2 separate regions of the Mus musculus genome follow, and region 2 is linked to region 1. Evidence: chromatin loops called from intact Hi-C (ENCODE). Cell type or tissue: heart. All regions are shown on one strand.

Region 1 (8,000 bases):
CCTCATTAAAGCTTAAATGGAACTTGTCCTCGCAAACTTAGGGTGCAACATCAAATCCGTTTGAGTTTCTAGGGCGCATAGCGACAGCTTGCTTTAATCTAATAATTGGCTGGCGTGGAACCACAGAAAGACCATTTAAAAGAAGGCAAATTGTTATTTTTCAAAACCAAGCCATTCCCTGACTAAAAGGTTCAGAGCTTTTTCCCTTTCCAAGAAAATATTTATTCCTCTAAAAGATTTCTTCCCGTTAACAATATTTTTACAGGCTTTGTGATACTTTTACAGCATTTTAGATGCAACCTAAATACTATATATTTCGAGAATGGAACCATTACATTAAGAACACTGCATATGTTTAAAAGTGTCTTTTATGGGGTTTATTAAAAGAAGCCATAAATTTCTAAGAAAGGTTTAAGCCATATTACACTGATCTTACTTCTAATTTAAACAAAATGTAAACTTTAAGTAAAACCTTGATGTGGAATGTAAACTCCCTCACCCACCCCGAGCTGACTCATTCGCATGCGCCACCTTTAAAATATTAAATCATCTATGAGGCACTCCATTTCTCTGAGTGTTTTTCAATCACAACAAATAGCTTTCTGGTGATTGCTTGTACCTGTTGACTTTCTTGGATTCATTCACAATGAAGAATGGACGGGACCAGCTGGCTACAGGACAGGGTCAGAATAGGGTCAGCTCTGCAGGCCAGAGGCAATTTGCAGCCCTACTAAGCTCCTGAGATGCCCTCTCCAGAAATTCCCACAGATACTGAAGGCATGGCGATAGCCGTCTTAGGAATGGAAGCACTAGGCACTTGGAAGGGCTAGGCTACTTTGCAAAAGGATGCAGAAGTGGGCTGCAGGTGGCAGAGGGTCCAGCTGTATACCTTGATGCTATCCTGTCTTCCTTGTAGGATTACAGTGTGGATTAGATGAGCTCATACCTATAATTCATCTATCACAGCTTTTGACAAATAGTACTCATCAAGATGAGCAGGCCTTGACGTCAACATTGTGATTAGCCACTTCATGCTGGGGTTGATGGTTTCTTTTTTAACCACGGCCATTCCTCAAAAGGGCCACCCACAGCAAATTGTGCTATATGCACCAAATTATCCTTAAAGATGCTATCAGATAATAAGAAACATGTATTTGGTCACATTTATTTGGATTTCATTTCTACTTCTTGCCCAGTGACAGGGTAAGAGCAGAATCTTTTACTCTTTATAAAGAAGTCCCTTTCAAACAGACCTACTGAAAGGTGAGTTAAAGAGATGCCCAGTGGCTGGAAAAGAAAAAGAAAGAAAGAAAGAAAGAAAGAAAGAAAGAAAGAAAGAAAGAAAGAAAGAAAGAAAGAAAGAAAGAAAGAAAGAAAGAAAGAAAAAGAAAGAGAGAGAGAGAGGGAGGGAGGGAGGGAGGGAGAGAGAGAGAAGGAAGGAAGGAAGGAAGGAAGGAAGGAAGGAAGGAAGGAAGGAAGGAAGGAAGGAAAAGAGAGAGAAGGAAGGAAGGAAGTAAAGAAAGAAGGAAAGAGAGAAAGAAAGAAAGAAAGAAAGAAAGAAAGAAAGAAAGAAAGAAAGAAAGAAAGAAAGAAAGAAAGAAAGAAAGAAAGAAAGAAAGAAAGAAAGAAAGAAAGAAAGAAGGAAGGAAGGAAGGAAGGAAAGAGAGAGAGAAAGAAAGAAAGAAAAGAAGCCCCACATTGCAGGAAAGAGCCTGGTCACCAAAGGAATCAACTACACACTATAGTCATAGGAACTTTGAGCCCCTCAGAGGAAAATCATTGGGCTAATCACCAACACACATTGATAACTATGCAATAGAGATTCCTGAAAGCCCTAGCAAGACATCTGAGGTTCTGGGTTAATGAAATCTTCCAATAGAGTAGCACACCCCAAGCAAAGACAGGACAGCTACCCTACCCCAGGCCCTTTCTAACCTTGCTTTATGCTCCTATTCATTTGTAGTTTTGATGACATCACTCATAAGGAACTGGTAGACATAAAGATACTGTTCCCCAGAGTTCTGTGTCCCATTACTGCAATTCACTGGAACAGGGAGGGCAGTGTCCCAATCAGTAGAAAAGGCAACAAAAACATGGGACCTTGGAAATGCAAACTGAGCCCTCTACAAGTTGGTTCTATGCTAACTTCAGGTATTAAGTGTCAGAACTGAGTTGAGCCCTAGGACATCCTGTTGGTCTTGTGGTATCAGCAGAGAACTAATAGGGGAGACCACCACACATTTATTTTAAGTATTATAAGAAAAAGAACAGGACTTTCCTCTACCCTCTCAGACCAAGCTTGTGCAGAGCAAACTTAGCATTAAATACCAATCTAGGAAGTAGAAGTTATAGAACGAATTGATTCCACAATGTGGAAAGGTAATTGCAAGACTGAAACACTTTCTGATTCTGTGGATAAGAGCGCCAGTCTTTCTCAGTGCCACTGTATACCTTGTTGAAGCTCAAGGCAGATCTCATCTCTTAGCCAAGCATCCAGACCTTCAGCTCAGAGCAACCACTCCTTGTTCTTCCATTAAGATGCATATGTGATGATATTTCTACCCAGAGTGTTTCCCTTTTCTAAAAAGTACAGACTCCTACTCATCCTGCAAAACAAAGACCATATGTTATCTCAACTTCTTCTTCAAAACTCTGTTAGCATTTTTAAAATACTGTGTAAAATGTTCCATTGCCTCCACAGTAGGACATGCCTGTCTCTCCCACTAAAGCCTGGACTGTAAACAGCTGGAAGAAACTAGGCATGAATTATTCAGCTCTGTATCCTTTCATGCAACACAAAAACCAAGCCCACAGGAAATGTTCTATGCAAGTCTAAGGAAAGGAGTGTGTGGTGACCTCTCTGCTTTTAGCCCATCAACTTTACCTTGAAGTCTGGCCATGTCAGAATAGAGAACAAGAAAGAAATCTCATCCCCAGCTGTGCTGAGTTCTACAGGACATGAGGAAACTCTGAACAAATTCATTTTGACCTTTCCTGGCTCATAGAACAGAAAGCAATAACGTCAACCTTAGCTGTCACAAAGTCGCCCCTCTCCAAAGTCACCTGCTGCTACCTCTCAAGGTTCTGTGCCTGCTACCTTCTCCTACCTCTCCATGTTAGCACCTTTGGAAGCTCAACCAGTCATTATCCACAGACCTCCTCATGAAAGATTTGTGCTCTCTGGCATGGCTGATGGAATTCAATCCATGCTTTCTTAGAATCCTAGAGAAAAATGTGTTCTACAAGAGAACCAATATAGAGAAAGCTTGGAACATTCATGAAAATCTGATGAAGTGATGGGTCTCTGCCCTACATTTGGGTCTGTCCTCACTGTTGCACAGCTCCCAGCCTGCAAACCCTCTTTTGGGTTTTGTATTTTGAGAGTAAAGCCATTTATGCACCAATTTTCAGAAGGGGTGGTTAAGTGGTCGCCCTGAACACAGATATTATCTCACCTAACTTGCTATGTAGCAGTGACATCTACTGGGGAACATTGTCACTTCAGGGCTCCTGTTTTTATATTGGACTTAGTAACTTCAAAATGTTCACTCAATTTATCTTCGTAGCAACCTTATGAGGTGGTTAATGTTATGATGTGCAGTTATTACATGATGATGCTGAGACTCAGAGCAACTCAGTAACTGGCCTGGTGTCACATAGCAAATGTAGGGCAAAGCTGGGATTTGAACCCAGAGGAGGGTGACTTTAGCGCCTGTTCTTAGCTATCAGCACTTGTTACCTCTTGGACCATACATCCTCTTCCCGTCAAATACACCCATTACACAGCATCTTCCCTGCTGCTTTTAACTCGGATTAGATATGTACTGTTTCTACCAATAAATCCTGCTCTGGTGATCACACCCATGTACGTCACTTCCTCTTTGTCATCCTAGTACCTAGCTCACTTATGAAAGACAATAGGTGTGCCAGAGATAGTATGGAATACATTGTGCATGAGTGAATGTCATTAATAACCAAAACCCAGTGTGTGCAGGTTTCAGACACGATATGTGGAGGCAGAACCATGGGAAAGAAGCAGCTGCTTCCTTGGAATGGTCACCTTTCACACAGAGTCATCAGAAAGTATATACACAAGACTGTAGTAAACTACATGTCAATCAAGGAAGCCATTAGAAGATCCTCACAGGTCTTAGGGTAGAGTCCACATTCTCTAACTTGGAACAAAAGATTCTATAGCAGTTGGGCTCCTACTGACCTCACTTTCCTCCTCAGCACCATAGCATTTTGTACCTCTGGCTCCAGAGTTGCTGTGGTTTTCCCAAGAAATCCTCTTCACACACCTGCTGACTCTGGCATGTCCTCTCATGGGAAACTCTTATTTGGCAGAATATAGCCCTTTCTACTTTGCCTGAGAGATCTCCACTTCTCAAGAATTGGATATCAGCTCCCCTGGAACCTTCCAGAGGAACCTTCCAGAACCTTCCAGAGGAAGGTTCCATCAATACTGAGAGTCTCAGCCTTTACCCAGCAGTACGGAGGATAGAAGACATGCTACAAGTTTCAGTTAGCCTATAGCCAAGGCTGAAGCCCAGGTTGGCGATTTAGTAGATAGGTGAGCCATGAAGTTTAATTATCATTCTGAATTTCAGAATTCCTCACTCATTTTCAAACTTTGGAAAATTAGAGGTGGTGCCTACTGCATGCTGAGGTAAACACTAATTGAACAGCTAAGGTAATGTGTTTGAAACAGTTCACAGTAAAAGGTGGAAAGTGTTGGCTGCTGTTTTGTTGTTCTAACTATTTAGTCGTCTCTCTTCCCACAGTCAGTAAGTTGCTCAGCCAAAGACTGTTTTAAGAGCTGGAGAGATGGAAGAGCAATCAAGGGTATGGTACATATTACTCTTCCAGAAGTTCCCAGTGTGGTTCACAGAGTAAAGTTATATATATATATATATATATATATATATATATAAAGTATAGTGGACATCCTGAGAACCTAGCTATGTACCTGTTAAAAAATGATAAATGTTTAGGGAAAAGAGGTTGCAACTTTAAAAAGAAACAAACAGGCTAGGGATATAGCTGAGCAGGTAAAAGCCAGAAGACATGAATCTGATATCAGGAACCACAAACAGTAGAAGGAAAGAACCAACTCCAGCAAGTTGTCTGGACTTCTGTCATGTCATGCCCCATGCTCCTTCCCCCAATCAGTAAATAAATAAAAAACACACATAAATGTAACTTTGAAACCCACTGCTTTTGTACCGTAAGATCCACCAATAAAAATATATTAAAAGAAAGATGCAGGCTCACCTTTCAAACATAGCCAGTTAGGGAGTCTAAAACTGTTTAGAGAGAGGGCAGATCAAAGAACCAGGTAGGACACCAATGGAGCACAGGAAGTGCATTTCACAGTGGCTCAACTCTGCTCTTCTCTGCACAAATGGCATTGGTGGTTCCATCCTCTCAGCCCCTCTGGCTTTCCAAATCCACCCTGTACTAGGACATCTTTTGAACATAATTGCTTCCACACATGGAGAGCACATTGAAGCCATTCCGGAGGGTCATTACAGAGGCAGGAAAACTGCTGTGATATGATCTTCGGTGGGTCAGGACTCGAAAGCTGGGATGGAAGCCATCTCTGAGGGTACCATGTGGACAGCTTCAAAAGGCAACCCACTCGCAAGCATCTCCCTGCCCTTCCTCCTAGGTGGATGGACATTCCATCAGAGACCTTCTTTTTTGAAGACTTCCTATTTCTGGGGAAGATCTCATTGAAATGCCAGAGGCACTGCTGCAGAAGACTAGCCGTGTGTGTGCATTTCAAAGAATCTGTTTCCCATGAAGAGCGGGGGAATTAAAGACTTAACCACTGAGCTAGTTCAAATGACAGAGAAACAAAGAGTTGTTTCTCAAGCAACCTCTTTGTATTGTCAGACTTTGTGGGAGGGACTTCTAAGCCCTTGGTTTTAAGAGCTACATAAGGAAGGTGAGGTCATGTTGATCAGAAGACCTAGTTGATAGTAGGAAAAGAGGTTCTAAGGAGATGGTGCAGTTCAAAAAACATAGTACCTTGGGCGTAATTTCTCTAACGCTGATTCCAAAGTCCACACAGAATGGACTGTTTTAGGAGCTGTTGCTAAGGAGACCTTACCACCACTGATCAGATGGCTCTCTCTGAAGACAAAGAACAAAGGGGGAATGCAAAAGAAGATATATGATGGGAACCTATCAGTAAACATAGCTCAAAAAATTATGGAATCTAAAACCTGAAAGATCCAGCATAGCCCTGCAGGTCAAAGACTCTAGAATGTGATGTGTATATTCAATACAAATACAAAAGCCTTGGAGCTGAGAGTTGGGGATGAGACACTCAGTTAAAACCAACTGCTTAAGAACCAAATGGAGATACCAATGTCTGTCCTGGGATCCTCATGGCTTGAGAGCTGGAAGTTCTGATATATAAGGACAAGAAAAAGGACAGTGTCCCAGTGCTGGAGGAAGGCACAGACGTGTCCTCTGCCTGTTTCTGTTCTCTTGGGGCCAGGGCCAATTGGATCATGTTCTCATTCATACCGCTGAGGGCAGAGTTTCACCACACAATCTGCTCAAACTCACACGCTGATCTCCCCAGGAAACACCCTCACAGACATATCCAGGGAATTCTCCAACCTCCACCAAAAGTAGCTACCCCTGTGCTCTTGCCTCACGTGACCACACATCCTATTCATTTTCTTCTCATGCTCTCCCATCAGATCTTAGCCTCAGAGTGAAGCAAGTGAAGTCTGCTACAAGACACTCAGCTGCCTGGCCTCTCACTTCCTCAATAACAGATGCTTCTCCTACCCATGCCAGGCACAGAGGAAACACTGGTGACCAGGAAGCTGGAAGTGCAGCCCCCTTCACAGAAGCATGGGATTACAGGTGTGCACCACTATGACTAGGCCAGACTGTACATGGCCACTTGTTGGCTGTCATTAAATGTCTGTCATCTAGTACAGATCATTACATGAGAAAATGGCCAAAATATTTTCATACAGAGATGTTCCCTCAAGACATAAAAGGCTGTTTGTGAGTGTGGCTTTCTTCACAGATGTGACAATTACTTGGAACATTGTGAGGAACATGATTTGGGCATGGCTTTTGCCATTCTACATACACACTTCTTACTTGACTGTGGTGAAAACACAGCCCTTGAAATAAGTTGTATTTCAGAAATGTAACTTTAATCTTTTTCAGACCTTATTTTTAAAGGCTTTAAACCTCCCTTGTAGCCCATCACCTAGCAGAGGTAGTGGCGGGGGGTGGGGATTGAGGGGAAGTGGACTATTTAGAAAGGTTCTTTGGAGCAACTCTTGTCTGTGTTGTCTGGAAAATGGCAGTTCAGGTCACAGATTAATAGTGGCTGTTCAATACACTCACAAACACCAGCAGTCCAGTTGGTTAGAGTCAGAATAGCAAACACAAATCAGCAGTGGTGGCACTGCCTAGCAGAGACAGCCAGGCCTCAGCCTCAGCACGCATCAACAGGATAGACTAGGAGGAATGCCAGAAGAAGTTCTTGGCTGTTTCTCTCTCAGGGAAGCAATGCTCAGCAAAGACTCGAGAGCCACAAGCATTATACGACTAACTCTATAAACAAGCCAAGTTCAGCCTCTGTCACTGCCTGTTGAGTCCTTTTTACAGTCTCTCTAAACATCAAGTGTCCTCCACAGGTCTTGCATCAGCATGTGTCTTGTCTTAGCATGTATATCTGCCTCAGCTGACATCACTCTGCCAATCAGCCCAAGTCCACAAAAACGACAAAACACTACAACACACCACCAGAAGTTTTTTTGATGCATTTCTCTACATAGAGTCCTGACAAACACAGCTCAATTACACAATATAAGACAGACCAATACATACCTGTTAACAAAAACTCCTTCATCACATGTCCTCTCAGGTACTTGCTTTAACAGAACATCTTTTTACATGTGTCTACTTTAGCTAAATGTTCCTTTACCAGTCTGCCTTAGTCTTTTGCCTGTGTCCACTTC
Region 2 (8,000 bases), 890 kb before region 1:
AGATGTAGTTGTGTGTCAGGGTGACAAGGAGTGGACTTGCGATGGTTAATCTTGGTTGTCAGCCTGACCTACCTGGAAAAGAAAAAAAAAAAAACTTAATTGAAAAATTGCCTCAATCAGATTGACCTGTGGGTATGTCTGTGTGGGCATTTTCTTAACTGCTATTTGATGTAGAAGAGCCCAGCCTATCTAGGCAGGTGGACCTGGGCTGTATAAGAAAGCAAGCTAAACAAGTCATGGGGAAACAAACCAAGGAGAAACCTTACTCATTGGTCTCTGCTTCAGTTCCTGCCTTCAAGTTGCTTCATTTAACTCCTTCCTGACTTCCCTCAGTGATGCTACACAGTTGATTGCTATAAATCAGCACTGAGCTAACATCCCTGAGCTACAAGGCATCTTTTTAAAAATTTATTTATTTATTTATTTGAGTTCACTGTAGCTGTCTCCACCAGAAGAGGGCATCAGAACCCACTACAGATGGTTGTGAGTCACGATGTGGATGTTGGGAATTGAACTCAGGACCTATAGAAGAGCAGTCAGTTCTCTTAACTGCTGAGCCTTTTTTCCAGCCCATCCAAGGCATTTTTTAAATTAATTAATTATTTTATTTATTTACATCCTAAATGTTTCCTCCTCAAGGTTTTTTTTTTACAGCCATAATGCTAGTTATCTCTCTAAAATCTAATAATTAATAATAATAGTAACAATAATAATAGCATATTTTAAATAATAATAGCATTTTTTATCCTCCTCTCCTTTTTTTGACAGAGTCTCTCTTTGTAGCTATGATTGTTCTGGAACTCTCTTTGTTGAACAGGCTGGTCCTGAACTCACAGAGATCCGTCTGCCTCTGCCCCATCAATGGCTGAAATTCAAGGTATCCAACACCACACCTGGCTCTTATCGTCTTTTAAGTATGAGCCTAATTAGTTTTTCACAGATTAAAATTTATACAAACGGTATTTTATGTGTCTGATTTATTTAATTCAACTTTATCTTTGGATTAGTATTATTATTGAGATACAGTTTCTCTGTGTAGATCTGGCTGTCTCAGACCTCACCCTGTAGACCAAGCTGGCCTCAAACTCAGAGATTCTCCTGCCTCTGCCTCCTGAATGCTGGGATTAAAGGCGTGATCCAACATTTGCTGTATGAATACATTAATAATTTATCTGTCCTATTATTTGGACATTTGCATCATTTTTTAACACGAGGCTGTAACTTGTGACAAGTGGTCATTCTTCTGCATGTATTGGTACATGGGCAGCGCTGTTAGGGAAATCAGAGTGGAAGTAGGACTGGTGAATTTTAAAATAATTGAACGCTTAGTTTTAGCATATCATGCTTTCCAAAAATATGTATATTAATGTGCACTTTCAACTAGGAATGTGTAAAACATCCTACACTTCCTGTTCTCATTACACTTGACATTGTCTGTCTTTTTCAGACATTCTGGAATTTTTAAACATATGTCACGTTACAGTTTTAAGTCACTATTACCCATTGCTACTGGAAACCTAGGGCATATCTTGCACCTTTGCTAACACTCTCATATTCCACATGGGGACACCCAGGTCAGGACACTGTGCTCCAGCACCATCTTTCAGGAGTTTGGTCATTTTATTTTTGTCACATTTAGGAGGTACCACCCACGTCTGGACATTTGTCAGACTTCATAATAAAACGATATGCAAGGGAAACACATCTTACATTCCTTTGTATCTAGTCCACCACGATTAAGCTCACATATGAAACCGAAATGAAAATTTCATGAACACTTGTCCTTATGATGCAAAGCAGACTCTGATATAGATTCCTTTTTTTCTCATTCTATTATCTTCCACCCTATCTAATTCCATTAAAATATGCTGACCATAAATCAATAAGCTGAATAAATGATTCAGTATGAAAAGCATTATTCCAAGCCATTAGAAAACAAATGCTTGAGTCCAATTGCTGGGGGGGGGCTCCTCAAAAACCTAAAAACAGAATTACTTTGGGATCTCTGTCGAGACCATAGCTAAAGGATATTCATTGGTCCACTATTACCTACCACTATGGAATCAGCTAAGGTGTGCACAATGCTGTTGCCATCAGCCATAAAGAAGAATAAAATTATCTCTCATTGGAGGAACGTAGATGGAACTGATGATGATAATATTAAATAAAATAAGCCAGACCATAAAGGAATATCATATGTTTTCTCTCATATGTGGATCCTAGATTACATACATATAAAGTGTATATACATATATACATAAAATCACACACACACATGTAACAGGAAAGTACAAACTCTTATCTGGGAATGATGTCCTGTCTGGGAATAGCCCATATGTGACCTACCTCACTGTAAATATCTTCATGAAACTGATGGCTATGTGTAGAGGATATCTGCAAATTAAACCAAACCAAACCAAATAAACAAACACCCACTGGGGTTCCTGTGCGGAAGAGACTGGGAATTTTAGGCTGGGACCACAAGTGTCTTTTTCAGAAGAATCCCTCAGTCTTGGTACTAGTGACACCATTCTTTGCAATGGATGGATTTCCTGTCCACTGTACCGCATCTTCAATGTCTCTGGCCCCTACCTATATAAGCCTGTAATACCCACCATTCCTTTCAGTTAGAACAAGCCAAAGAACCCACAGATACTGCCCAGATGATAAAATCACTGCAGAGACCTACTGCTTTGGAGGGTCTTTATCTTTATAAACTAGGCCATGCCGTCCTGAAGAATCCTTATGTTAGCGGTTCTCAGACTCATTCGCTTCACCGAGCTCCTCTGGAAGAGAAGTAGGTCAGCAGTGTGCCTTCTGGACAGGATCCCAGGTGGCTCTGGTTCCCCAGTTTGTAAAGATCACTTTTAAAAGGACTGTCGTCTCGAAGGAAAAGCTCCTTGGAGCAGTTAGAGGGCTCCAGGTATACGAGGTTTCAAGAGACAGGTCAAAGTACTGAGGAGATAATAAATATTTACTGGGTGAGAAACCACGTAAAACACCAACCACTGCTTTATGGAGCACATCTTGCACCCGCCCTAGTGAGATCGCAGCTGTGGGGCAGCCTCTGGGGCGGCGTTCTGGGGCGGCTTCGCGCTGACAGGGGAGTTTGGGGAACTTTCCTGAGACCTGGATTTTCCTGAAGCTGATATTTAAGAATGGGACTGAATCCCCAATGAGGATGCTGTTGTCACTGCCAGTGATCCTGTGCCCAACAGAGAAGTTGAAATGACTTTCCTTATTCCAGATACACCCCACCCCCGCCCCCCGCACGCTTAATTGTTCTTTCTAAATTGAATGTTCTAATTTTGGAACTAAAAGAGATGCAGTGTAGAGGAAGGGGCTGAGAAAACCCAAGACAGACAAGGGAGGTAGACAGAGGCAGTTCGGGAAAGAGAGAGGGTGATACGCATCTATCCTTCTCCTAACCAACACAGCAAACGAGAAGAAACTGGGTGGGTGAGGCTCGAGGGATGGGAGACAATGCCCACACATAACGGGCACGTGAAATGAAAAAACTCGTATTCTTCACACAGTTGTGATCTCGGGCCCAGGTCTTATAGTTTGGTCCGCCCTCCAAATCTTTGATTGTTGAATGAGAAGATGAGAAGGGGCTCTTGAGATGGCTTAGTGGGTCGGGACCTGACGAATTGCATTAGGTCTCCAGTACTCACACATTGGAAGGCAAATGCTGATTCCCACAAGATTGTCCCTTCTCCATGCACAGTGGGGCATGCCGTGTTACCAAACCCCAGATACACAATTAAAAAAATTAAATAGTAAATGAAAAAGTTGAGGAAAAAAAGATGAGAAAATCTTCCCCTATACCTGTATTTCTTTTGTTAAACTTGTGTTGTGTTGTGTGTGTGTGTGTGTGTGTGTGTGTGTGTGTGTGTGTGTGTGTGTGTGTAGTGATGCTCTTGCCCATGCAGGCATGGGTAGAAGACACAGGTCGATATCATTTATTTTTAAGGTAGGTTATCTCTGTAAACCTGAGGGTCCCCATTTCAGCTAGAATTGCCGACCAGTGAGACTCCAGGGTCTCTGTGCATCTCTTTAGCCTGCCCTAGTGTGCTGGAGTCACAGGCATGTACCCACTCTGCTCAGCTATCACAAGGGTGCCGGGGATCTGAACTCAGGTCCTCGTGTTTGTGCTGCAATCACTCTATCCATGAGCCATGTCCTCATTCCTCGAGTGTATTTCTAAATGTGCATTTGAACATGCCCGTGGACATGATTGAAAGTTTGGGACTATTTCATGGATGTGATTCCAGGACTGTTGAGCAGGGAACTCTGATGTACTTAGCCCACACATGTATCTGATGATGCATGTATACACACAGGCTTTCAAACTGCTAATGACCTCAGATCTAGTGTGTAATGTCCACTGTAGCCATATTCATCAGCTAAAAAAATAAAAAAGCATGTGAAGAATCAGCAAATACTGTACTGAAGCACCAGCATGCATATGACTGGCTCACAGCTTGCTGCATCTTGGAATGGTGCTTTGTGCTTTGGTACCTCCAGCAGGCTCTGCTGAAGCCCCCCAACCCCCCACCCCCAACCCCACAGCCTGAACATCACTCTCAAAGCTTTGGACTCTGCCTGAGCCTGCTGTCTTCGCCTCTTCTGTTCTCCAGGTATTTCTTTCGCAGTTACATTTTTAGAAGACTCTCTGTTGTGCTTTTAAATGTTTAGCAAAACTACAAAGCAGAACACACATCATTTTCTTCAAAACACATAAACACTTCGGACTACAAAAGCACTACACCAGACAGCCCCAGCCTGCTCCACTTTAAAAGCACGTGAAAGCAGAGACCTTTCAGACTCCCTGGAGACTGCGCTCTTCTTTTAACCCATCGCTGGATATTTTAACAATACATGCAGTTCACTCCTGAATGATTAAACTAAGCAAGGAAAGGGCTTCAAGGACTGCACACACTTGCCTCCCACTGCCATGAGGTGTCAGGAGAGGAATTCTGTGACCAGCCCTGGCACCTGCCCTTCCTGACATTTGCCTGGCACCCTCTGGACAGCCTGCCCAGCCTTTTCTGGGCATCTGAGCATTAGATTCCACACTTAAGCTATTAACTGTCACATCAGGGTGATGGAGAACGGGGTATGTGGAAACAAAGAGAAAGGACAGATCTTGGGACTGATAACGTTCAAACAAACAGGCTGAGCAGGCAAGTGATGCCAGGGTCTTACATGTTCAGGCTGATGACTTGGAGATCAGAACTCTCTAAATGATCAGCCCATGCTCTCTTCTCTTCTCTTCTCTTCTCTTCTCTTCTCTTCTCTTCTCTTCTCTTCTCTTCTCTTCTCTTCTCTTCTCTTCTCTTCTCTTCTCTTCTCTTCTCTTCTCTTCTCTTCTCTTCTCTTCTCTTCTCTTCTCTTCTCTTCTCTTCTCTTCTCTTCCCTTCCCTTCCCTTCCCTTCCCTTCCCTTCCCTCCCCTCCCCTCCCCTCCCCTCCCCTCCCCTCCCCTCCCCTCCCCTCCCCTCCCCTCCCCTCCCCTCCCCTCCCCTCCCCTCCCCTCCCCTCCCCTCCCCTCCCCTCCCCTCCCTTTTCTGCTCTCTTCCTCCTCCTCCTCCTCTTCTTCTTCCCCCCTCCCATTCTTGCTATGAATATTCTCTCATTCTCACTTTCCTATCACTCTCCCCTTTAAGATAACGTCTTGCTATGTATGTAATCCAGTCTGGCTTCAAAATCATTCTGTAACTTCAGCTAGCCTTGAATTCCCAACCATCTCCCTGCCTCGGTCTTTAAATCACTAGAATTATAGACACATACCACTTTAAAAAAATAACCCTAGATTCTATCCAACACAAACTCTGGTGAAAGAACTAGAATCTTTCAGTGTACCGGGGAATGCATGCACGGCAGCTAGCAAGCATGGGGTCAAGTCTCAGCTCTGACTGGACTTGCACACATTTGGGGAGTGTGAGTGAACTTGAGCCACTGTCTTGCTCTCTCTGTGCACGTGTATGGCTATCCACCTATCAAGATGATGGTAAAACACAGTGCTGGAGCTACTGCAAGAGAGACATGGTGGCATGTGAAGGCACCTTCAAAGGGCCCACCTGTCCTGTGGGAAAAAGAAAGCCATTAGGGATGCAGTGCTTATTAGAATTGCCATCATTGTTTTGTATTCTAAAGCATTGACAATAATGAGGGTAGGTTGACTCTGAGTAAATCCTGGAACAAACAAACAAACAAACAAACAAACAAACAAAGACAGTCAGCAATTGGGGTGGGTGCTCTCCCTTTTTGAACATACACGCAGGAGAGCTCAGATCTCTGAGAGACCTGGCCAAGTCCTCCCAGAATCTCTTTGGCTTTTATTTTTTTCAGAAAGATACCAAAAGTGTGATTGTAAAACAGTTATCTAGATTGTAAGGCAGAATATTTTAGAATTGCTTCGTGGCACTGCAGTCTGAGTTGGCTCCTTTGGAGGGGATGCTAGGAGTGGCCCCATTTACAGATCTTTGGGTGTAGGTCAGATGGGGTGGACTCATGGATCATTTCTGTCACATCCTGTGATGGTGTTTTAGTTCCGGAGTTCACTGATATTTCTCCCACTTAGACTGTCAAATTTCCATTAACTGAATTATCTACTTCATGATGTTCTAATTCTGTAGGCAGTAGAGTGTCTATATTTTGGATTTTGTATTGTGTTTGCTTCAGATGTGAGAAATATGTATATATGTATACATTTACACACACATAAACACATATATTTATCTATATCTCTATCTATCTATCTCTCTATCTCTATCTATCTATCTATCTATCTATCTATCTATCTATCTATCTATCTATCTATCTATCTAAATTCTTGTGACCCTTATTTGCCCCAAAGCTGGCCTCAGGAGCTCACTGGGTTATTTTGTTATTCTGATCACTATCAGAAAATCAGAAAGATGAGCAGACAGTCCTTATTCACAGAACATGCACCTTATGTGTTTGTAACAGGATCTATTTCTGTATCCCTGGCTGGCCTGAAACTCTGTTTGTAGGCTTGGCTGACCTCAAACTCACAGAGATCAATGTGCCTCTGACTCCTGAGTGCTGGGATTGGCATGTGCCACCATGCCTGGCTTTATCATTGAACATACTCATTACTAGGATGTGCACACATCAATGAAGTTTGCTCACTGACAAGTTCATTGATTTGGACCAAGTATCCATGCGCATGGGCCCACTCTAATGGGAGACAGAGATTTAATAATTAATCTATGATTCCTATTTAATCCCACTTGTGAATAGGAAAGGAGAGACACAGACAGTTCTGTGAATATGAAACTAACGTGTTAGAGCTACTCTGAGAAGGCTCAAGCGGTTTCTTGAAGAAGGACCATTGTGCCAAACTTTGAAGGATACCTAGGACTTCAAAGCAGTCAACCAGGGAGAGATAGTTCTAGGTGGAAGGAATTTCATTGCACGGGCCCTGAGGTTGAGGAGGCAGTGTGTTTTGATGCCATGAAAGAAAGAACATGTTGCTTGACTGCAAAGGGAAGGGAACTGGGTCTGAGACTGGGGAAAGAAAGGATGTTTTGCCTAGTGAAGACTGAAGGCCACGAATTAAGGTTTGAGCTTTACCTCAGAACAGTGAAAACCTGGCCCTGGCTTGGTGGCACATCCTTTTAATCCCAGCACTTGGGAGGTACAGGGAGGCAGATCTCTGTGAGTGTGAGGCTAGCCTGGTCTATATAACAAGTTCCAGGCTGGCCAGGGCTACATAGTGAGTTTCTGTCTCAATGCTACCTGCTCCTCAAAAACCAAAACCAAAACCAAAACCAAAACCAAAACCAAAACCAAAACCAAAACACCCTCTCACCAACAAACCAAAACACACTGTGAACTTAAGAAAGGTTAAATGATCAGAGTTGAATTTTTAAAAGCACTGGCTGTTATATGGAGAAGGCATGGAAGAGAGACAGAGAGCTTGAAAAAGGAAAGCATTTTAAAAACTGTTTCAGTATGTTTGGAATGGTGATAT

Evidence for each region. Hi-C counts contacts between places; a loop is a spot of excess contacts. Peaks named below come from ENCODE experiments on the same cell type or tissue, not always from the same donor. Only the 100,000 strongest peaks of a DNase experiment are listed, where the experiment ranks them.
Region 2: a loop joins it to region 1, with 5 times the contacts of the local background. A loop is called at or near these places in 7 of 42 quality-filtered maps.

Annotation. Positions count from the first base shown.
Region 1 is chr1:169,344,455-169,352,454 of GRCm38, forward strand. No RefSeq gene overlaps it. Among named protein-coding and RNA genes, the nearest start is that of Gm34477, 16 kb to the right of the region's middle. In heart, a CTCF peak has its summit at 3,487 (motif pointing left); no DNase peak of the experiment used is centred here.
Region 2 is chr1:168,452,564-168,460,563 of GRCm38, forward strand. No RefSeq gene overlaps it. Among named protein-coding and RNA genes, the nearest start is that of Pbx1, 24 kb to the left of the region's middle. In heart, CTCF peaks have their summits at 458 (motif pointing right) and 4,955; no DNase peak of the experiment used is centred here; H3K27ac peaks cover 447 bases.